Linked DNA regions of Mus musculus: regions 1 and 2 are each linked to region 3. A link is a loop called in an ENCODE intact Hi-C map of the cell type or tissue named here. Cell type or tissue: heart. All regions are shown on one strand. Links, peaks and the distances in the headings refer to the core of each region. The heading gives the core; the rest is flanking DNA.

Region 1 (7,854 bases), core at 1,614-5,613, 1.2 Mb before region 3:
GCTCATGTCTCTTTACTAAGTTTTCGTAGGTCCTGTCTTCCTAGGAACAAGGCCCTCCATTTTACACTGTATATGTTTCTACTTTCTGGAAGCCTGAAAGCCAAGTTAGAGTCAAAGTTTCTGATGAGGAAACTGGAGAATCCACTGAGAACTAAAATTACTTCCATCAAACAAGGTTGTTGTTGGTGGTGGTGGCGGTGGCGGTGGCGGTGGCGGTGGCGACAGCAGTGTGCATACTGCACAGACAGGTGCGGAACCATGTGAAGGACGTCCAGTGTCCTGCTTTATTCCTTCAAAGCAGGGTCTTGCTCTGAACCTGGAGCTAGACGTGGTGTCAGCAAGCACCAACAATCCTGTCTTTGCCTCCCCGCAGCACTGGAGTTGCATAGTCCCTGTCTGACTTGTTCTATGTCTTCTGGATTTGAACTTAGGTCTTTATGCTTGTACAGCAAGCACTTCCTCAGCAAGTCCTCCCCCCAGCTCTCGAACTTGATATTGATAGTTAGTTCTCAGACATGATGCCAAATTCCCTATGGGTTTTATGTTACATTCCTTTCTTTTACTTTTTATAGTAAAGATTTTTTAAATTGATACAATTTTATTACTTAGATATGTTGAGTTTCATTATTATTTCTTTATTAGCAAAGTTTAGACCTGCTCGATAATTTTAAAAGATTCTCCAAATGAGGCACACATGTAGTGGAAGCCTGCAGATCCATAACAGCTTCCCTTTTCCAAGATACCTGGGACACCTTCTTGTGGCTTCTTCCTCTAGGTTTCTCAACATCTACTTTGCCATCCTAATTTTATCCCCTCTCCTTGGTTTGCCTCCTGCTCCCCAATCCTAGATTTACTCCATCTAGGACACAAATCTAAAACTCCAACCTATAAGGCAATAAATTAGGTTGATCTCCTCAATGGAGAGCAGGTTCTTTGATGTTGATGCAGTCAATGCTACCAAAAGGAGGAAAAAGAGAACTTGAGCATAGGTCACACAGGTAAGTATCAGGAATATTGATGCCTAACTTTGCACATCCCCATTCCACTCTATGTGCTGAAAAGAAGTCTCTGCATCTAGAGGCTCTGCACTAATGAGGGCTGAAACACCGCTGTCTGTTTATTTGATACAGAGCCTCCTTATGGCCTGGAACTCACTGTTAGAACATACTGGACTTCAACTTGAGATGTTTGTCTGCCTCTGCCTCACTTGACTACAGGCCCCGGGGTCCAACTTAGTGTAGGCTGCACATGATATCTGCAGCAACTTCTCTGACCCATGTGGACCAAAGCACCAAGGGGATACTTAGCAACCATCACATTCAGCTTTCCTCTGCTCTAATCCCCTCTTCTCATAGGACTTTTCTTCCAGAATCCCACAAATATTTCAAATCCTATATTTGGGCCTTAACACTCATCCTACTTGATGATTATTAAGCCAAGACTGAGTTTCTTAAGCTTGAGGAAATTCTATTACGAAATTGCAGGCGTATGGGACTACATTTCCTACTGTGGATAGGTAGAAGAAATATAAAGTTGAAATTTTAAAATGATAAAGTAATTTATTAACATTCTCTGGCCAATCAGACGAGAAAAAATGAAAGCTTTGTTTCTCGGGAATGGTTTGTGTTTTCCTTTAGTGGCTGGAGATTTAGTGTGCCTCGAACCCAGAGATTCTGGAGTATGAAGACTTGGCACATATTATTTTTCCACTGACTACACAGACCCTCTTTACTTCCTGAGGGTTCCTCTTAGGTCAGCCTAGTGTATTAGAAAAGGCAGAATGAAAGCAGATTTTAATAAGGTTACACAATCTTTTCCTAGCCCCCCAGTGAGATCGTGTGGTTCTGCTATGAGCTGCTTCTCCCTAAAATTTATCTAAAAATCGAAGTTTCCTTCCTATGAAGAAAAAATATTGGGTGCTGGGAGATAGTCAGTAGTCTGCACCATCCATTCCTTTATTAGATTTTGTCCAGCTGAGACACACAAAAAGTTCTTTTGATTTTTCAATCTTTTCCACACGATCTCAGTGGGTGCTAGGGAAAAATTCTGTGGCCTGATAGAATAGAAGGTAGCTTGCAGTTTCAGCTGGCCAGGAAAAAAAAAAGTTTAACAAAGTAGAGTTAGCCACTATTGTGTAAGATTTTGGAGATTTGGGAGGCTGGAGAGGTGGCTCAGAGATTAAGAGCCTGAGTTTGGTTACTAGCACACACATCTGGCAGTCCATATCTGCCTGTAACTCTAGCTCGGGGGGAGGGGGTGATCAGTGCCTCTGGTTTCCATGGATACTTGCACTCATGGGCATGGATCCCCACATATACATATTTTAACAATTTTTAAAATCTTTTAAAAAGGTTTGGGAGAGTTTGTGTGGACAGATATTTTTATAACCATTTCTTTTTAAGATTGGTAGGGTGTTACACACAGGCCAGCATTTTAGTGGCCAAAATGAACTAACGAGTAGTAGGGAAGGAGAGCCCCTCTCCTTAGCCTCCTCACATGCCTCTCCTCTTAGAATTGCAAGCCTGCTGAAGGCTTGGGGATGGTAACATAAGGAGTCCAAGAAGGAAAGAGTTACGGAAAGGGGAAACTGTGTGTGTGTGTGTGTGTGTGTGTGTGTGTGGTCCTACAGTGTTGGGTAACAGGAAGGCAAAGAAGTCAGGATTGAAAGATGGAACAAACCTGGTTCTCACTATAGAGTTCAACAAATCTATTCTAGCACTCACTTTCAGTAACTTTTTTTTTTGTCTAGACTTTTATCTAATCCTTCCCACCTGTCACATCAATTTCCAAATTACCTTTTATATGTATCCATTTTTCTCCATCACATCTCACCAGTCCCTTCTTTCTGTGTGCTTCATGCCCAGCACACACAGCAGCCTGCTCTGCGTTTCAAAACTAGTTCCTGTCACTCACTCTTCCCTGGCGACAGAATCCACGCTCCTTGCTTACAGTGGCCCAGAAATGTGCTGCAGGATGGGGCCTTTGGGCCTTGTTGGTTTCACCCTGTGTTCTTCAAGGGCGCCACAAGCTGCATGTACTAGGTGCTTCTGATCCTTCTAGCTGCTTTGCTCGCAGGTCTTTATAGCCTTCCCCTCTCTTCCCAGTTAAATGAGTCTCCTCAGAGGGTATTAGACCTCCTGTAGTGAAGTGGCTCTGACTTCCTTCCATTTTTCAGAGACTTACTTCCATATGTGTACCTCTAAGAACATCCATACGAGAATTAGCTGATGTGGTGCAGCTTAACTCAGTGGTTAAGAGCATTGGCTGCTGTTGCAGAAGACCTGGGTTTGGTGTACAGCACTCACGGGGTAGCTTACAACTATCTCTGCAGCTCCAGTTCCAAGGGGGTCCATTTGTACATTCGTGTACCTAGACATACATACAATTACACACCACCCCACATACTAAATGAATTTTTAAAAAGGGAATATTCTGTTGAACTATTCAGAACTTGCTTTCTCAACCAAAGATTGTCTCTACAAAGGCAAGCACAACTGGCCCACTTTTGTAGCCGCAGATACTGTAACTGTCTGTATGGCGCATAGTATGATCTTATTTAAGGCACTGTGCTGGGATGAATATGTAAAGTCCAATCATATGCTTCAGAAATGTGGAATGAAGAATAAACAGCGCACTCAGGAAGCAGAGGCAGGCTGATCTCTGAGTTCGAGGCCAGCCTGGTCTACATAGTAGGTTCCAGACCACTCAGAACTACACAGAGAGACCTGTCTCAAAGGCAAAAACGACACATTTGTATTTCAGTGAGGCGTGCGTGTAGTTCACGCGTCTGGAGTCTTGATACCGTGGCCACTAGCAGCCCTGCGCCTGCGCAGTAGCGGCCGAGGAACTGGCCTACAGGGGGTGGGAGGGGGAAGCGGCCGACCCTGGCGCGTGTTGATGACGCAATTAGTGTTTGCCTGGTAGCCCGTGGTAACCCGGAGTCTGCGGAAGTGTAGCTGCAGCAGCACCGCAGCTGAGACAGGTAACCTGCAGCTCCGGTGTCAAGCAGCCGCTCCGGGTTATGCGGACCCACGACCTCTGGTGGGGTGAGCAGGTAGGATCCGATCCGTCTTGCCCTGTGGTGAGCCAGTGGGATCCTGTTCGCCTCTTGTGAAGCGAGGCGGTGGGATCCTGTCTGACTTGTCTGGGGCGAGCCCTTGGGATGCTGTCACATAAATTGTAGCCGCAGTATTAGCGCTCAGCACTTGCGGCGACCGCTACCTGCAAAGGTGGTGCTCATGGTAGACGGAAACCACACCGGCCAGCGGAGCGGTGCTTAGAGCTGTTTTCAAAGGTGACAACTGGGCTCGTGTTGATGCTGAATTCAATTCTGATCCCTCGTGCTTTTGTTTTGTTTCCACGTGCAACTAGCGCATTCATTTCAGAAGGGTGTGTTGTGCTCCGTGTGATTTGAGAAGGCTGCTAGTGATTTCCTAGTTGGTAAAGATTAGGTTGTCCCGTATTGGGAGCTACAGAGAATAATATTGTTTACTGTCGACTTGTCTTTTAGACTCCAGGGATTGTGCCCTGCACTTACATTTCATTGTCTCCTTAGTTCATGCAGTATTGCAAGTTATGAACTATTATGTTTGCCTTACAGAGAAAATAACTGAGGCTCAGCTCCATCAAATTGACTGGGTGAAAAATTCCCAGTAACCAAAAGCAAAGGGCAAGTTTAAATTCAAGGTTATGCATGGCTTCAAGGTCTCTCTCTCTCCTCTCCTCTTCCTCCCCTTTAAAAATAACCACCATCAGTGGTCAAATTCCAGGCTTTTTACATTAGTCATATGTGATTCCATACGTTTATTCACCCATCTGACCATATGAATTGTGTGTGTAACACACACATGCACGTGTGCAATACGTGTACGCATGTGGAGACAAGGGATAACATCAACTGTGGTTTCATAGATGCTGGCCACCGTTTTTTGTTTATGTGTTTTTGAGACAGGTTCTCTCACTGGCCTAGAGCTTGCCAGGTAGATTGGTTTAGCCAGCAACTCTTGAAAATGCCCGCCTCTATCTCCCCAGCACTGGAATCACAGACCTGAAACTTTCCACTCAGGTTCTGGGGACCGAACTTGCGTCCTCGTGCTTACACAGCAGGTGGTTTTCAGCCTGAGATGCCGCCGAAGCAGCAGCAGCAGCTGCTTCTTCTTCTTCTTCTTCTTCTTCTTCTTCTTCTTCTTCTTCTTCTTCTTCTTCTTGATTCATTTATTTATTTTATGTATATGTGTACACCAGTGCTCTCTTCAGACACACCAGAAGAGGACACCAGATCCCATTACAGACGGTTGTGAGCCACGATGTGGTTGCTGGGAATTGAAACCAGGACCAGTGGAAGAGCAGTCGGTGGTCAGTGCTCTCAACCGCTGAGCCATCTCTCCAGCCCACTGAGCTGCCTCTTAAGCCCCTATTTTGATACTTTGTAAATATGTTGTAAATTCTCATATTCTTAAAGTTAAGACATCTGGAAACATGTCTTCTTCCTACAGGCACGCGCACGCGCGCGCGCGCGCACACACACACACACACACACAGAGAGAGAGAGAGAGAGAGAGAGAGAGAGAAGAGCGAAAGCACCCTTATCTTTAATTGTGACATACATGGAAAATGATGTTGCTTTGTAAGTACCTTCTATTCAGAGATCCAAGAAATGAGTGATTTTACGTTTGCCCCCCCCCCTTTTTTTCTAGTAATGTAAATATCAATAAATAAATTAAAGGCATCAAGTGGTTTTCTTGCCTTCTTTCTTCTGGTATGCAGTCACAAACATCACTTGGCCTGTGCTGAAATGTGATGACTTCCTCAGAACCTTTGCTGTCTCTGACTCCCCAGGTGCTTTGCATTTGCGTCTGCCGGGCTTCCCCCCCCCCCCCCCCCCCCGTGTACCAAAGGACATTTAAAAATCCATTGTTTCTTACTTATTGTTGGATTAAGTAAGGCCATTTTTGGTTCAACTTATATTAGTAGCATACCCAAAGAAGAAACACCTGGGCTTTCAGTCTTTTCTAAAGGAAGAAAATTTTCTGTGTTCAGAAAGGTGGATTTAAGTTGATAAGAAAGAGCTTGATAGGAAGAAAGGAAGAGAAAGAAAACAAGACACCGTTAGGACACAAAGGTTTATGTGATTTTAGCCATTACAACAGGAGTTCAGAAAGATCTCAAGTGTTACATTGATGTTATCGGTATAACAAAAAGAGAAAAAAAGTGACAGGCAACAGTGAAGAGCACCAGAGACCCAGCACAAACCTAAGACCATTCTCCTTCCTTCAACTGCCAAGGTATTTTCACAGATTAAGCCCCCCACCCCACCCCCTTCTTTCATCTCAGCTTTCCCTAACCTGCTTGGCCTGGGGAACTCAAGCCTTATTCCCGCCCTCCTCCTCCTCGAACTCACCCTGCTCCCTGCTCATCAGCCGTGGCATCCTGGTACTGCTGGTACCAGGTCGTTCATGTTGCTCTCCGCCTCGGTGAACTCCATCTCGTCCATGCCCTCGCCCGTGTATCAGTGCAGGAAAGCCTTGCGCTGGAACATGGCAGTGAACTGCTCAGAGATGCGCTTGAACAGCTCCTGGATAGCAATGCTATTGCCAATGAAGGTGGCTGACATCTTGAGGCCACGAGGAGGGATGTCACACACGGCCGTCTTGACATTGTTGGGGATCCACTCCACGAAGTAGCTGCTGTTCGTTCTTGTTCTGCACGTTGAGCATCTGCTCATCCACCTCCTTCATGGACATGCGGCCACGGAAAATGGCCATGGTCAGGTAGCGGCCATGGCGAGGGTCGCAGACAGCCATCATGTTCTTGGAGTTGAACATAGGCTGGGTCAGCTCGGGCACTGTCAGGGCTCGGTACTGTTGGCTGCCCTGGCTGGTCAGAGGTGCAAAGCCTGGCATGAAGAAGTGCAGGCGTGGGAATGGCACCATGTTCACAGCCAGCTTGTGCAGGTCTGCGTTCAGCTGGCCTGGGAAGCGCAGGCAGGTGGTCACTTCACTCATGGTGGCTGACACCAGGTGGTTGAGATCGCCATAGGTGGGTGTGGTCAGCTTCAGGGTGCGGAAGCAGATGTCCTACAGAGCCTAATTGTCGATAGACTAGGTTTCATCTGTGTTCTCTACCAGCTGGTGCACTCAGAGGGTGACATTATAGGGCTCCACCACAGTGTCAGAGACCTTGGGTGAGGGCATGACGCTGAAGGTCTTCATGATGCGGTCTGGGTACTCCTCTCTGATCTTGCTGATGAGCAGGGTCCCCATGCCTGAGCCAGTGCCTCCCCCCAGTAAGTGGGTCAGCTGGAAGCCCTGGAGACAGTCACAGCTTTCTGATTCCTTCCTCACCACGTCCAGGACAGAGTCCACTAGCTCGGCCCCCTTTCTGTAGTGGCCCTTTGCCCAGTTATTTCCTGCATCACTCTGGCCGAGCACAAAGTTGTCTGACCTGAAGATCTGGCCGAATGGTCCCGACCTCACGGAGTCCATGGTGCCAGGCTCCAGGTCCACTAGGATGGCCCAAGGTACATATTTGTTGCCAGCAGCTTCATTGTAGTACACATTGATTCTCTCCAGCTGCAAGTCACTGTCGCCATGGTAACTGCCAGTGGGGTCGATGCTCGTCGCTTATCACCTCCCAAAACTTAGCCCCGATCCGGTTGCCACACTGGCCCGTCTGGATGTGCATGATCTCGCGCGTGGTGCTGGCTGTAGAAGGAGTGGAGGCTCTTGCCCTCGGAGCACTGTATGGACAGAGGGCTAAGGAGCGCAAAAGACCGTCTGCCGGGCTTCTTGTGGATCGTTTTCCATTGCCTCCAGTGGACAGTAAGGCACAATAAGGAAACTGCAGATCGCACCA
Region 2 (7,854 bases), core at 1,278-5,277, 1.1 Mb after region 3:
TATGCTCAGTCCAATGGATGGCTGTGAGCATCCACTTCTGTATTTGCCAGGCACTGGCAAAGCCTATCAGGAGACAGCTATATCAGGCTCCTGTCAGCAAGCACTTGGTTGGCATTGTAACTTTTTGCCTTGGTTTTCGGATTTTTCTTGAGTCTTCCTGGAAGGAGTTGACTCTTTAGTTGGAACTTGGAATCCTGGTACAGTGGGACCCCTGCCGAATTGTAACCACAGGGGCTTGGAAAATGTTCCAGAGCCTGGTATAGGGGACAGTGTGCCCCTGATATTAATTGCTGGGAAGGTTAGCCATCCCCCTCCCTCAGCTCCGTAATCACACTGTTTCTGTGCCTCAGCTCCTGCCCGCCCCACCTACCTCCTACTCAATTCTGAGCCAGATCCGGGCAAGCACTGGTGGAAGGGTGGGGAAGGTGTGGTGGTGACTGACTGGAACCGGGTCCTGCCCTCTGTCACAGTGATTGACAGGCGTGGTGACTGACAGGAGCCTGGTCCTGCCCTCTGTCACTGTGACTGACAGGGTTGAGTGACGAGAGCCAGGCCCCTGCCTCTGTTTCAGTGACTAAGATTTCCTGAGGGCGTGGGGAGGCTCAGCCAGCATCTTCACAGTGTGCAGGTGCTACTCAGCACCGTGCAACTCACCCAATGCGCATGCCAACTGGAAGATCGCACTATGTAGTTGCCTCAGTAGCATGGAAAACCCAGTGCGCATGTGTCCCGGTCCCCTCAGCGAGTGGGCACTAGTGCGCATGTCCAACCGCCTGGTTGTGGGACTGGCCTTTGAGTTTGGAAGTGCGCATGCGTACAAGTCTCTTCGTTTCCCCCTCAATCCCACCATCGCGAGCTCCTCGGGAGACTGCGAGGGCGACCTCGCGGCTACTCCCCTGGACTGGTGAGCCCGCTAGGGGTTGTTATGTGACGAAGCAAGTCCGTGCTGTCACCGGCCACCCAAGTCTCACGGTGGGCCTGCCCTCTTGTTTTTGTTGTTTCTGCTGCAGCTCCTGACAGTACCCTCACACGCCCTGTTCATCTGCGCGACCGCCTTGTTTTGGATGAAGCCAGTGACGCCATCACTGCTGGCCCGCATTCTTGACGGGGGCTGCCGAGACTGTTTCGAAACTTGACAGCAGCCACCTTGTTCACTCCTTGGCCCGGGTCCGTCAGCACCGCCTCTTTGTTGTCTTCCCGCCTGGTGACGCAATCGCTGCGCGCCCGCTTTTAGTACCCTGTGAACTGATCCCCTTTAGCCGAAAGCAACGCCGCCTGGTTATAGTCTCAGCCCTGTAAGTTATCGCTCAGCGTGGCCGTTTTGTTTTGGTCGCGGGGTTGTGACGCCATCACGCCGCGCCGGAATAGATCACTAGTACCAGAGCGCGGTTTTTAAGCCTCAGATCTTAGCGGTTGTTCCGGGGTCCGTGTGTTCGTCTGTGTGTCTGTGTGTCCGCGGACGTGTCCCGGGTCTTCGGGCCAGTCTGTTGGCCCATCCCGCACCTCCGTCGCCGCCATGCCGCCTGGGAAGCCGCTGCAGCCTCGGCTGCAGATTAAGATGTACCAGCTGTTCCTGTGCTGGATCCGCGATCCCAATACACACCGCGCTCTGCCGGACCGGCTGCGGCGCATCCAGGACGCGACCCCCGACCCTGCGACCTCTGACTCGATCACCCGTGACCCCGTAATACCCCACCCTGCGAGCCCCGACCCCAAGACCCTTGACCTCTCTAACCGTGAACCACTCGTGACTCCGAGTCTCCCGACCCCGCCACCCACGATGCCGCAACACCCCACCACTCGACCTCTGACCCTGCCCACGCGCTGTCCCTTGGCGCCCCCGCCTGCGCCCGACCAGCACGAGGCCGGAGGAGGACGACGACGACAACAGGACCTAGAGAGGTGAGTGACAATGTGGAAGCCTAGACGGGGGGGGGCGGGGGGTTGTGACGTCACAGGAGGACATCTGAGGTCATGGGAATCCCTAGCCGGTGGGTGGGGGAGGGACCAGGACGTGGAGTGGCCGAGGCTGTGAGAGGAGGAAGATAGGCGTATACCGGTACAGTCGGGGTCACAAGGCAATATAGATGTTGGGGTCACAGGTTAGGAGTTCACGTATGTTATCGGGGTCAAGTGTGAGGGCAGCTCCAAATAACAGGTCAAGGGTCACGTGGGATGTCAGAGGTTACCTCAGTGGACAGGGAGCACCGCGCCATCCCAGAGACACTCTGTGACCCCCCACTCCCACCCCGCCGAACTCGGACCCCCGCCCGGGCACGCGTGACCGTTCCTTGGGTGGTGACTGGAATGACCCTGCAGTGCTGTAGGCGCTGGTGGAGCTGGCCTGGGGTTGCAACTTCGTTTTTCTGTCCTGGTTCCGCAGGACTTCGGGCAGGCGCGGGGGTGGGTAGGGCGGAATCACGGGTGTCCCAGGGCTGTTTCGTGAATGCCACGTGTGGGCTCCGTGTCCCCGTTAGGGACCTGAGTGGCGATGGTTAGGGGGCGTGGCCACGGCGGACAGTGTGACCTCACAGGGTCACTGCCAGGAAGGAAGGGGGAGAGAGGTGCACCAACCCTGATAGCTGTGTTCCAACCAGCACACCTGAGAGTGACTCTAAAGAGACCTGAGGGGTCAAAAGCCTGGTCTTCGGGGTCATCTCTGAGCAGCTGCTTTGGCCTGAGTCTAAAAATGTTCCGGCTAATCTCCTTGCCAGGGGTGGGGGCTGGGGCGGGGCCGAAGCTGCTGCGGGGCAGGATGGGGCGGGGGTGAGAGTGACCAGAGGGGTCAAGAGTGGCCTGAATCTCTGCCTGTGACCCTGGCACCCCCTGCCCCTGCCCCATCCTTTGATGCTGCAGTTGTGCCTTTCCACTGTCCTCTCCATCCTGCTCCCTGCAGGTCCAGGCCTGCAGGGAGGAGCACCCCCCTCCTCTGCAGCATCCCTGCCTTGTATTTCTCCCCCTCCTCGCAGCCCCCTCTTCCCCCAGGGCACCCCCTCAACCCCCAGGCCCTGGCTGTTTATGATATCATCGCAAAAGGCTGACTGTAAAGATGAGTCATTGTTGTTCTTTGTGTCAGTGGCTTGTCTGTCAAATTTTTCTCTGTGTGTTTTGGTTTTTGGATTTTTCTTGAGTATTTGTGGAGGGAGATGACCAAAGCGAATGTGGAACACCACTGCAATGATACTCTGGAGAGTCATAGCCACAAAGGGCTTGGAAGATGTTCCAGAGTCTGGTATAGGGGACGGTGTGCCCGTGGTAGTAATTGCTCGGAAGGTTAGAGCAAATTTACAGCTGCCATCCTATCTATCTTCATTTTCTACTCTGTGCAAATGGAGGAATCTGCTGGGTGGCCTTTACCTCCCCCTTGTGGCTGTCTTTTATGTGTGTGACACTACTATTCTGTGACTGAGAGGAAGAGACTTTCCATCCCAATCAATTTAGTTACTCACCTTGGAGTTAAATCCTTACCAAGAGGACCAGGACCTACACTGCCCATGACGGAAAGCTCTTCAAGACAGCATCCAGGGCAAAATCAAGCTCTCCCTACCCTGTTTTACAGGTTGGAAAGGACAAAGACCTCATTTATCCCCCATGTGATTGACTCTGTTCCCAGGCCATATGTGACTCTGTAGTTTTGAACTTGGAGCTGTCAGTAGATAGAAAGTTCTTCATCCATTCCAACAAAGTTACCATATCTTCCTTAGACCAGCAGTCTTATTTCAAGGTCTGTTGGGCAATCTGCTCCTCTGTTTACCTTCCTGCTGTTTTAGCCATCTCTTTAGTTTCACTGGCCTAGGAACCCAGGGTTAAAGACAGCTCACCCCAGGGCAGCACAGGCTCTGAACTCCCCATTTCAGTGTATCCTTCCTTGCTCTGAGCTAGCTGCATTTCCCATTTTGTCCTGACTCAGCCCCAACTCCAACTCCCTCTTGTGGTGTCAGGACCTCCTGTAATGGTTAGCTCAGGTTTTGGGCTTTTACAAGTTCCTCATTTATTACTGTCTCTGTGTTATAATTGTCTTAAATTTTCAACATTTCAGAGCTACAGTCATTTGAAGGAGCCTTATAATTGAGGGTGTGCGCTCAGCAGAATGCCTGCTTTCTGTATCTATGAGAGAGAGTGTTGATGATTGATATGGGAAGGCTCTTCTACTGAGGGTGTCAATATTCCTATGCAAGTGGGTCTGGGCTAGATGAAGCTAGGTGGGAATGTGACAGTGACCAAGCAAGAAAGCAAGCCAGGAAACAGTGTTTGTCCTTCGTTTTTCGTTTTTTTCCCCTTCATTCTCTGCCTTTAGTTTCTATTTTAACTTTCCAGAATGATGGACTGTGATCTGACAGAACCATGTACAACAACCATTTATTACCTGAGATGATTTTACTCAGGATTCAATCACAGCAGCAGAGTAGCAAGTTAGAACATTAACAACCCAAAAAAATGGTATCAAAATGAGATTTTGTTGTTAGAATCTATGTTCTCTTTTGAAGGAGTGTGGAAAGTATCAGAAAATGAGATGGCAAAAGTCATAGAAAGCTGTACATGGAGCTTAATTGGTTGCTCTCATAGGACCTGGAAGATTGGAGTGTTGACAGTATTGCAGCCAGAGGAAGTTCAGGTTATAGTATGTCAGTGGAAAATAGACTTTGTGAGAAATTTAGCTAGAGGTCATTTGTGTGATATTTTGGCCAAAAATCTTTCCTACTCAGCTTTTTCCCTGAAATACTGAATAGGGCAAAAATCTAAAAATTATGTACTAATTTGTATATTTTTATTCTATTTACATGTATTTCTTCACTTTTCCCATTTATTTATTTATTCAATTTACATTCTAATCGCTATCCCCTCCCCATTCCATATTACACAGTCCCTCATACCTGACTCCTTTTTATCTTCCCAGGGAGGGTGGGAACCACTTGAGTATCCCTCAACCTTGGCATGTCAAATCTGCAGGTTAGGCACATCCTCTCCTACTGAGGTCAAACAAGGCAGCCAAGTTAGGGGAATAGTTTGGACAAACAGGCAACAGCTTAAGGGTCATCCCCCACTCCAATTGTTGGGGGACCCTCGTGAAGACTGAGTAGCACATAAACTACATATATGGTGGGGGCCTCAGTCCATCCTTTGTATGTGGCCTTCAAATATTGCCTTGAGTGTCAGAAGAGACTTTAGACATTGAACAGTGCAGGGTCTCCTACACACTATGAGGATCACTGTAGACTGAATGCATTTTCATCACAGGATGAACATGAGCCTATAGTGTCCAGGGTCTAAATGCAGTTGATTTTTTAAAAAAAAAGTTCTAGATAAGATGGAACTTGTGGAAGTTCTTGTAGGAGGAGCCTTTCCAGATTCGTTTTGGGGAGATGATAGTGTGTATGAGTTAAAAATAAAATTGCTTTCTTGCTTTTTTGTTTGTTTCTCTAATAAGTTATATATTCATTATAACCCTGATCACTGTCCCAACTCTAGGTCCCTTGCCCTCACAGAGTCCCTCCTCCCAATCTCCTCTGTTTCCCCTTTTAGAGGTGTGGGCCCATAAGTATCCCCACACTGTGGTATGTCACGTCTCTGGTAGATGAAGTGCATCCTCTCCCACTGAGGCCAGACATGGCAGCTCAGTGAGGGAACAGATTCCAAAGATAGGCAGCAGCTTTAAGGACAGCCTCTGCTCCAGTTGTTGGAGGACCCTCATGAAGAATGTACATCTGCTACTAATGTGCCAGGGGCCTTAGTCCAACCTGTGTATGCTGTTTGATTGGTGGTTCAGACTCTGAGTGTCCACACAGGTCCAGGAGAGTTGAGTCAGTTGGTCTTACTGTGGAGTTCCTATCTTCTTTAGGGCCTTCAATCCTTCCCCCAACTCTTCCATAAGAGTCTCCAAGATCTATTCAGTGTTTGATTGTGGTTCTCTGCATCTGTTTCAGTCAGCTACTGGGTTGAGCCTCTCAATAGACAGTTATGCAAGACTCCTGTGTGGAATATCACTAATTCTGTCATGGATTGGTGCTAGCCCATGGGAAGGGTCCCTAGTTGGGCGAGTTTTCATTGGCCATTCCCTCTGTCTTTGATCCGTCTTTGCCCCTGCATTTCTTTTAGACAGGACAGAGTTTTGTGTGTGTGTGTGTCTACTGTGTTGTGGATTAGTTTAATCCTTTGGCTTTCTTCTCATGCTCCCATATATTCACCATTTGAACTCTGTCCCTATATCACATAAGATACACAAGAGGTATTCACAAAAGTATAAACATTTGGGGCTGAAGAGTTTACTCAGTGGTTAAGGGTACTGACTGATCTTCCAGAGGTCCTGAGTTCAATTCCCAGCAACCACATAGTGGCTCGCAGCCATCTGTAATGGAATCTGATGCCCTCCTCTTGTGTGTCTGAAGACTCACCTACAGAAAATAAATAAATCTTTAAAAGTATAAACATTTGCGATTTAATGATAAGCTATTTTGGAAGCCTCGTTGTTTTATATTTTTACTTTATTCTTTTGTTTTTGTTTTTTTAAGACAAAATTTCTCTGTGGAGCCCTTTCTGTCCTGATAGTAGGTATAGAAACCATATAAGCTACCTGATATATTTTTGTCGAATAAGTATATGTTTTTGTGTAGCTCTTAATCCACATCTTTAATTTTAAAATTTGGCCACTTATATAGATGATACAATATTTCTCAGGATGGCATATGCTCATGTTCATACATCAGTACTACCTGAGGTTTCAGAGTCATTGGACTCTAGGTGTGTGACATTCTGCCTAACTCTTGTGTTTGTTCTGAAATTTTTAAATAGAAGCATTTTGCCTGTGTGCATGAATATGAATATCATGTGTGTATTCATCTTTAGTGTTTTTGGAAGACGGCCTCATAACTCCTGATCTTTTTTGTTTGTTTGTTTGGTTGGTTGGTTTGGTTTTTTTGGGGGTTTTTTGGGGGTTTTTTTTTTTTTTTGGTTTTTGGTTTTTTTTTGAGACAGGGTTTCTCTGTTGTAGCCCTGGCTGTCCTGGAACTCACTCTGTAGACCAGGCTGGCCTTGAACTCAGAAATCCTCCTGCCTCTGCCTCCCAAATGCTGGGATTAAAGGCGTACACCACCACGCCCGGCATAACTCCTGATCTTGAAGTAACAGTTTGTTGTTGGTCTCCACATAAATGCTAGAAATTGACCACCATTATGTGGAAGACCAGCAAGAGCTTTTCACTGTTGAGCTATTTCTCCGGCCCTATGTTGCTTATTTATGATCAACATTTATATTACTAGTATTTTCATCTCTCCATTTGTAACTGTTTAAACCTTATTTAAGTTCTTTTTTTAATTTCTCCTATTCAAAAGGTGCAAAAGCAACACAGGTGAACACTATATTTCAAGTTCCTTCTAAAATGACAGGATGATTAGATTATAACTCCTGTGTGAAGAAATCAGTGGAGGAAGCACCAGAAATATATGGATATATTGTGGAGGAAGTGTACATTTACTTTACAGTGATGTCAGTATCATGCTTTGTGTTGTACACATTTATGGGATATTTTAGGATTCAGTGACTTATGATGATGTGCATGTGAACTTCACTAAAGAAGAGTGGGATTTGCTGGATCCTTCCCAGATGAATCTCTACAAAGACGTGATGCTGGAGACCTACTGGAACCTCATTGCTATAGGTAGGACTGTGAATTTTCTCTTGCTTTTCAAAATAAGAGAACAAATGTTTCTTGGTTATTGATGAACTTCTGCCCTTTCAATTGAAAACAAGGAAGATTGATGTGAATAAATCAGGTTCATTGCTATGAGAATTCACAGGAACTTGAATTTTGTCTAATTTCCAATAGTCTCTCATTCGTTTTTTTGGTACTGTGTTTTA
Region 3 (7,854 bases), core at 1,879-5,878:
ATTGATAAACTAGGCATCCCTTAATCCGCTGGGTAATTTGCTTTGCTACACCTGTAGCAAATCAAGTTATTCTGGCAGTCAACCAACAACAGAAAACTGCATATTTATCTTGCAATACCATGTATTCGACACACAGATTTACCGATACCTTCCTGAGCTCTGATGAATGTCCAGTATTAAGTCTAGCCCCATAAACACACTCCCGGTTCCTTCCGAGCACAGTCACCGTGTGCCAACACTCCCACTAGCTAGCTATACATACGATTTTCATGAAGACGCTTTAACAAACTCCCTAACCCTCAGCTGCTCCGGATGTAAAGGGTATAGTAGGGCATGGTGTCGCTAGCCTTGAATTCCAGCACTCGGAAAGTAGAACTCTGAGAGTCCCAGGCAGGCCAGGGATACAGTGCGATACTTGGCCCCCGCCCCAATGTGGGCTGGAGCCAAATGCTCACATCCTTCCTTCCCACATCTAAGCAGGCCGAGGCCGCGAGGTTACAAGCACAGCAGTGCAAGGCATCTGGACACAGCGAGCCTCCCCCTCATCACCCCGCTGCACCTGCTGCCCTCAGACCGGCCTTCGCGCCGCACCCGTCACATGACCACCTTGCCCCCAAAGGTCCGGTTTTGGCGCGCGGCAGTGACGTCAGCGTCCTGTCAGCCACCGCCCCCGCCACCCCGCTTTTCCTCTCCGGCCCCGCCCCGCTGGCGAGCGGCGCCGTTAACGGGCCCCAGGCCGCCCCGCGCCCGGGGCCGCCCGAGCCACTCACCTTGAGGTGGCCGCTGTCTGGGCTGCTCGCCTCCTCCTCGTCCTCCCCGCCCGACACGGCGGCCACGGAGGCGGAGGACTGAGGCGCACCCCGCAGCGTCGGGAGTTCAGCCGCCACGGGCAGTCCGGCTGAAACGACGCCGCCCGCCGCCCCCGGGCTGAGCGTCACGTTATGCGCGTTCTCACCCCAGCGCCACGGGTACACCATGAAGTCGCTGAAGCCGGGGCTAGTGGGGACGAGCGGCGGCGGCGGCTCGGGCTCCCCCACGCTGCTGCACGGAGGCGTTGCCGGCGTGGTCCTGATGACCGATACCAGTACGCGCTTCGGGGAGTCGTGGCAGAAGACGACCGGCGGCGGCTCCGCCATGGGTGCCGGGGCGCCGCGGATCATGCTGGCTCGTCTGCAGCCCTCGCGCTCTCGGCGGCCCGAGCTTGCCTTGCTCGCCCGCGCTGCTACGTCTCGGCGCCTCACAGCCGCCGGCTCATGGCAGGCGGCTCCGGGCGATCAGGCTGCAGCAGCGTTGCTGACAGGAAAACGGGACGCGAGGCGCCGAGTCCCCGAGAATAACAACCTGCCGCCGCGGTCCCCGCTTCGGCTTTTCCCGCGTTACATTTCGCGCCTGGGCGGAACCAGTCACCGCGAGGACCCTGCGGCTGGCCACCGCGACGAGTGACAGGTCGCGAGAGCCAATAGCCGGGTCCAGGCTGTGTTCCGTCCGGAGGGGGCGGAACCAATTCGAGCGCGGGTCCTTACTGCCACGTCATTGGCCGCCGCTCTCATACTTTTTTGTCTGGAGGGCCAACTGCGTTCGAAAGTCTGTAGGAGCGCGCGTCTTGTCCTGACACACCCGTCGGGAGCCCCACCCTGGCCGGATGACTCCTGCGAAGGTGGGGAGGGGGAAAGAGGCTGTTGATTGGAGGAGCTGCGGGAAAGGGGCGTGGTGGTGGGCGGGGCGAGCATGCTGGGTCCCTCCCCCACCAGAAGAAGAGGGGGTGTAAAGAGGGTAGGAGTCTGGAGAAGTTGCAGTGGAGAGGGCCCTCCCCATCGCCCCACCCAATCCGCCCCCTCCCGCGCGCAGCCAGTTTAAAGGGCTGAGGCCGCGCCCGTCCCACCCCACCCCACCCACGGCTGCTCAAGGCGCCAGCAAAGCACCACTTCTTTTTGGGCGTTGGGGGGTTGTTGTTGGTTTTGTTTTGTTTTTCGAGACAGGGTTTCTCTGCATAGCCCTAGCTGCCCTGGAACTCACTTTGTAGACCAAGCTGGCCTCGAACTCAGAAATCCACCTGCCTTTGCCTCCCAAGTGCTGGGATTAAAGGCATGAGCCACCACCGCCCGGCTTGTTTTTGTTTTGAGACAGGGTCTCTATAGAGTCCTGGCTGCCCTGTAACTCCCTATGTAGGGACCAGGAGGGCCTCGAAGTCAGAGATCCCATTCGCCCCCCCCCCTCCATACACACACACACCCAGTACTGGGACTAAAGACGTGAGTCACCACTCCTGCCTAAGGGCATGGGTTCTTAATGTGAGTCCCGTGACCAGCCCTGCTACGGTTCCCGGACTATTGGTTCTTGCTGCCAGGCTCGGGACCGCGGTGGGACGCATGAGCAACCATTCGCACAGTAGTCAGCTCCCGGTCGTACTTGCTTGCAGTGTTTCCCAGGCAGTCTGATGGTGGTAGCAGTTCAAAGATTTTTTAAAAATCTCTTTAGAGGCTAAAGGATAGAACTGGCAACTGGAGCTCATTTGCTTGCTGCGTTTCCCAGGCAGCCTGTTCCTAGTAGAGACTCCATAAAGATTTTTATATCTGAATGAGTATCCAGTGGTTAAGCGATAGAACCGGTAACTAAACTCCATCAAATACAAAGCTATGCCTAAATTAATTTAGGCACCAGAGTGTTGTTTTAGAGAAAACTGCCTAAATTAACAAATCAAAGCAGCCAATAGTGTGACCTTATTTTTAGCCACATCTTTATTTTGGGTAAATAAACTATACCTAGCAAGATACCGAAGTCAAATTTGACTTTATGGAGAGAAAGTAACTTGTGAACTGAAGTGAAATGTTTCAAGAAGATACATTGAGTAATTTGTATCTTTGAAGTGGGACAAGTAAAAGTATCTTTAAAAAAAAAAAAAAAAAAAAAGAACAAAGCAGCCAGAGAAATGGCTCCATGGTTAAGAGGACTTGCTGCTCCTCCAGGAGACTTGGGTTCCAAGCTCCCAGTGGTGGCAGTATGTGACTTCAGTCCCAGGTGATCTGCTTCCCTCTTGTAGCTTCCTCTGACAATGCATGCACATGATACACATTCAAGGAAGCCAAACACTCATATACATTTAACATTTTAAATTGGATTTCTTTTCTGGAGGCTGGCTGGGTACCACAGCTTGTATCTACTGTATGGGGGGGTGGGGGGCGGGACGGGAAATACAGTCTGATTTTAATAGTCAATCTGGAAACGGAAAGTTCAGCTTTTGTTTCCCACAATGGGATAATATTGTAAACGACAACAGAAACCTTACTACATTGTTTCAAATCCACTAAAATACTTTGTTTCATAGTTGATAGTGAAAGTTTAAAAAATAAAAAAAAAAGATATAGCTATCAGGAACACTTGAATGAAGGGCTGGGCAAGAGGCCCACAGGTTAAACACTGGCCAATAATTACTATTCAACACTAACCTGCTCAAGTGCAAGATGAATCACCCAGAAAGCAGAACACTGACAAGGTTTCTAAAAATTACCCTTGATGAAGGGTAACCTGGCAACTCCACTTGCTTCCAGCCACAAGAGAATGAAAAACATGCCAGGAATGTGGTGAGTTTGATTCTGGGAGAACTGAAGTCACTCTGAGCTGCTTCTTGCTCCACTTTGATGCCACCAGGGGGCTATATGCAATGTGTGCGTATATTCCTGATGTCTATGTTCTGTCCTAGATATAATTAACAGCCTAAGGATGTACACTAACTCTGAAGACACTAAAACCCGTCACAGACGAGCAGTGGTCTCCTGCTGAGACTAAAAAGACAGGGTGCTAGTGCATGCCTTTACTCCCAGCAGGTGTCAAAGGCAGGCGGACCTCAGAGTTTGAGGCCACCCAGGGCTACAGCTACACAGAGAAACAGTCTCCAAAAGCTAAAACTCAGCAAGCAAAAAACCAGCTATACTATTTCAGTGTTCAAAATGTAGTCCCTTGGGGGTGTGGCTTATTGGTACACCTAGGCATGTGTTGTAAGGCTTTGGGCTCAATCCTCAGCATGAAAAAAAGCTACGGAAAAAAAGCTTGATAAAAGTCTGTCAAATCTTTTACAATGTATCCTAAAGCCTTAAAAAGAAAGTAAAAGGGGGCTTTCAACTTGAACATGTAGAACTTGAATAGAGTCAAGAAGCATGACTATTGCTATCAAAGCAAAATTTTTTATCCTGTGTGAGACACAAAACAATTTAAAAAGTATAGAGAGGGCTGGAGAGATGACTCAGTGGTTAAGAGCACTGACTGTTCTTCCAGAGGTCCTGAGTTCAATTCCCAGCAAGTACATGGTGGCTCACAACCATCTGTAATGGAATCCCTCTTCTGGTGTGTCTGAAGACAGCTACAGTGTACTCATATACCTAAAATAAATAAATATATCTTTAAAATATATAGAGAGATTTAGTGTCACATCTAAAAATGTACATGAAGCAGCTTTGAAAATGGAAGCTGAAGGGCTGGAGAAATTGCTCAGCAACATTTGCTGCTCTTGCAAAGGGCTTTGGTTTGATTCCCAGCATGCATGTCTGGTAGCTCATAACTGCCTGAAACTCCAGTTTCAGAGAAACTGACATCCTCCTCTGAACTCTGGGACACCAGCATATACACATAAATATATACAACTTACATTCATTGAGTTCCCAGTATACAAACATCCCTCTTGTTTTCATTAATCCCGAGCAATTTTATCTGATCCTTAACAGATTCTAATAAAATCCCTGGATTAAAGAACCTATTTTAAAGTAATTTTCTAATTTACAACAAATATTAACCTTCTGCTTTGAAACACTACACAGTTCTTGTAATCAACAGTTCATGTTGGTGATATTAAGAGGCATCATTTAATAAAGGCTAACAAAGTACTATCTGTGAGGTGTCTAGAAAATGGAACATGGAAATTAAGAAGAATGAGGCACATGATGCTTTATATACTTATACCTACAGAAATGAAATAACTACCTTATGTCTAGACAGACTATTACCAACATTAGCCAAGAATCTATGAAGAACAACTCACAAGCCCTGATTTTATAGCCTGGTCTAATATAACTAAAGAAGCATCCAGCAAAAGAGTTACAGGCTAACTTTGTTACTTTGTTTTCTGGGATGATCTGAGAGGTCACAGTTTCAAAGCAAAGGACAGAGAAAGGACAAGTGGAAGAAAGGAGAGAATAGAACCAATGCTATCTGTCTTAATTAGCTTTAACTATCAACTTGACACAGCCTAGATGCACATGAGAAGGGAGTCTCAATTGAGAGTGTCCAGACCAGTTTGCCTGAGGCAATTCTGTGGTAGATTGTCTGTTAACAGATCAGAAGCACAATTCCCTGGGGGAGGTGTTCCTGGATTGTATAAGAAGGTTAGCAAAATATCAGTCTATGAGTAAGCCAGCAAGCACCATTCCTCCATGGATCCTTCCTTCAGGTTCTTGCTTTGAATTCATGCCCAGGTTCTCTCAATGATAAACTATGACCTGGGAGTATAAGATGATAGAAACCTTTTTCTCCCCTAAGTTGTTTGTTTTGTTTTTCGAGACAGGGTTTCTCTGTATAGCTCTGGCTGTCCTGGAACTCACTTTGTAGACCAGGCTGGCCTCAAACTCAGAAATCCACCTGCCTCTGCCTCCTGAGTGCTGGGATTAAAGGTGTGTGCCACCACGCCTGGCTCCCCTAAATTGTTTTTTGATCAGAGTGTTTTAGCACAATAACAGGGAGGAATCTTGACTATTGTTCATATCACAACATTATAGTAAAAGGCAAGCTCCTTTGATCAAGAAGTGACTTTTTAAAGATGTGTATGTACATTGATGTTTTGCCTGCATGTATGACTGTGTGAAGATGCCAGATTCTCTGGAACTGGAGTTACAGACAGTTGTGAGCTGTCATGTGGGTACTAGGAATAGAACCCCAGTCTTCTGGAAGAGCAATCAGTGCTCTTAACTGCTGAGCCATCTCTCCAGCCCCAAGAAGCAGCTTTCTAAGTTATGATTCAGTAAACTTCTGTAGAATTTGTAGTCAGTACCCTATCTCCAATCTACCATATGACAATAGACTAAACCTCTGAAACTGTAAGCAAGCCCCAATTAAATGCTTTCTTTTAGAAGAATCACTGTGGTCATGGTATCTCTTCACAACAATAGGACATTGGCTAAGACAGACACTGTGAGGGCCCCACAAAAGCAATAAAAATATTTAACAAAGTCATACACTTATAAATCGATAGAGCTAGAATACAAGTTAGTAGTAGAAAGAGGACTGACTGGCTGGACAAAGGTATTTTCCAAAGTGGAGGAAAGGGGTCAAAAAGGAGATATTAATGATGGTGTGCAAAATTTTAAGGTTGCTAAATGGAATTCTACATTTACAATAGGAGACTTGGAGGCTGAAGGGTTGACTTAGTGGTAAAGAGCACATGTCACCCTTGCTGAGGACCCTAGTTTGGTACCCAACACCCACATAATGACTCACACTAGCCATGACTCTAGTTCCAAAGGATCCTACACCCTCTTCTTACTCCATGGGCACCAAGCACTCACATGGTATACATACATACATATGCAGGCAAAAACTCATACACAAAAAATTTAAATCTAAAAAAAAAATTAAACAGGAGACTTTTGTAATATAGAAATTATACCACCCCTTAGAAACCACTAATTTACTTTCTGTCTGTATGAACTTTATAATTGATATTTCCCACAAATGTACTCATTGCCTTTTGGTATATTGTATCTGGGCTCCTTTTATTTAGTATGATGTTACAGAAATGCAGCTGGATAAATAGCTCTATAATAAGAGTACTTACTGTTCTTGGTAAAAACAAAAACAAAAACAAAAACAAAAAACAAAAAAACAAACAAAAATCTCCCAGAGTTTTATTTCCCATACCCACAAGCAGGTGACTCACAACAGCCTGTAACTTCAGGCCCAAAGGATCCAAAACCCTCTTCTGGCTTTTGCAAGCACACAGATGCACGCGCACACACATAAATCTTTAAAAGTTCTACCCATCACTTGCTAAGTGTTAGCTTCCAAATTTGGGCTATAATTAATAATGCCACTGTCTCATGCCTATAGGTTGTTATTTACATATGAAGTACAGGTGCATATGTTTTCACTTTTGACTCCCTTTCTCCATGATTCTATTGAATTTTGAAATCTAAATTCAGCCTCCAACATGTCTACATGAAGCAGAAGGCCATATGGAAGCTATGAAGTTTAATTTGGGGGTGGGTGGAATTGTACTGCTTTTTTTTTCCTAGTCCTCACACCACTTTATATCCCACCAATGATCTATGCTGGTCCCGTCCCAGACTCTTCACATCCTTACTAATATATGCTTTATATATATCCTTCAAAAAAAAAATGACCGTCATCCCAGGGATCCTCTAACCAAGCTGTATAGGGAGACTAGCAATATTGGCGAGTTCTAGGTTTGAGTGAGACGCTCTATTTCAATAAATAAGTTGTAAGAGGAATTGAGTTTAAGTCCTGACATCAAACTTCAACCTCCACAGGCATTTGCCCACAGGTGCACACACATCCATACACATGTGCTGAAACATTTAGCCACACACACTAAACATATGAAAATGGGGAAAAATACAATGGAGAAGTAGGAAAGGTATCCTTAAAAGTGTGTCAGACCGTCACACACAGTTTTCATTTCCATTTTCCTTACAGCGTATGCCATTGAACACCTTTTCCTGTGTTTTTATCCATTTATAAACATATAGAATACTGATACTGAAACCCCCTAGTTTTAGTTGTTTTTTTAAATTTAATTTCATGTATTCTAAATACTAACCCCAGTATAAAAGATTTTCAAATATTTTCTTC

Evidence for each region. Hi-C counts contacts between places; a loop is a spot of excess contacts. Peaks named below come from ENCODE experiments on the same cell type or tissue, not always from the same donor. Only the 100,000 strongest peaks of a DNase experiment are listed, where the experiment ranks them.
Region 1: a loop joins it to region 3, with 3 times the contacts of the local background. A loop is called at or near these places in 2 of 42 quality-filtered maps.
Region 2: a loop joins it to region 3, with 3 times the contacts of the local background. A loop is called at or near these places in 4 of 42 quality-filtered maps.

The regions. Positions count from the first base shown.
Region 1 is chr13:62,960,966-62,968,819 of GRCm38, forward strand. It overlaps Aopep (aminopeptidase O), which reads left to right and starts at 3,928. Exons shown (of 16, transcript NM_001289926.1): 1 at 3,928-4,054. It also overlaps the pseudogene Tubb2a-ps1. In heart, for the core only: a CTCF peak has its summit at 3,894; a DNase peak (open chromatin) is centred at 3,886; H3K4me3 peaks cover 1,329 bases; H3K27ac peaks cover 1,233 bases.
Region 2 is chr13:65,240,114-65,247,967 of GRCm38, forward strand. It overlaps Gm36445 (predicted gene, 36445), which reads left to right and starts at 1,402. Exons shown (of 4, transcript NR_165655.1): 1 at 1,402-2,059; 2 at 7,528-7,654. In heart, for the core only: a CTCF peak has its summit at 3,364 (motif pointing left); a DNase peak (open chromatin) is centred at 1,808; H3K4me3 peaks cover 1,750 bases; H3K27ac peaks cover 1,371 bases.
Region 3 is chr13:64,151,830-64,159,683 of GRCm38, forward strand. Zfp367 (zinc finger protein 367) reads right to left here and starts at 1,370. Exons shown (of 5, transcript NM_175494.5): 1 at 771-1,370. The coding sequence starts at 1,160. In heart, for the core only: a CTCF peak has its summit at 3,630 (motif pointing right); a DNase peak (open chromatin) is centred at 2,202; H3K4me3 peaks cover 824 bases; H3K27ac peaks cover 2,258 bases.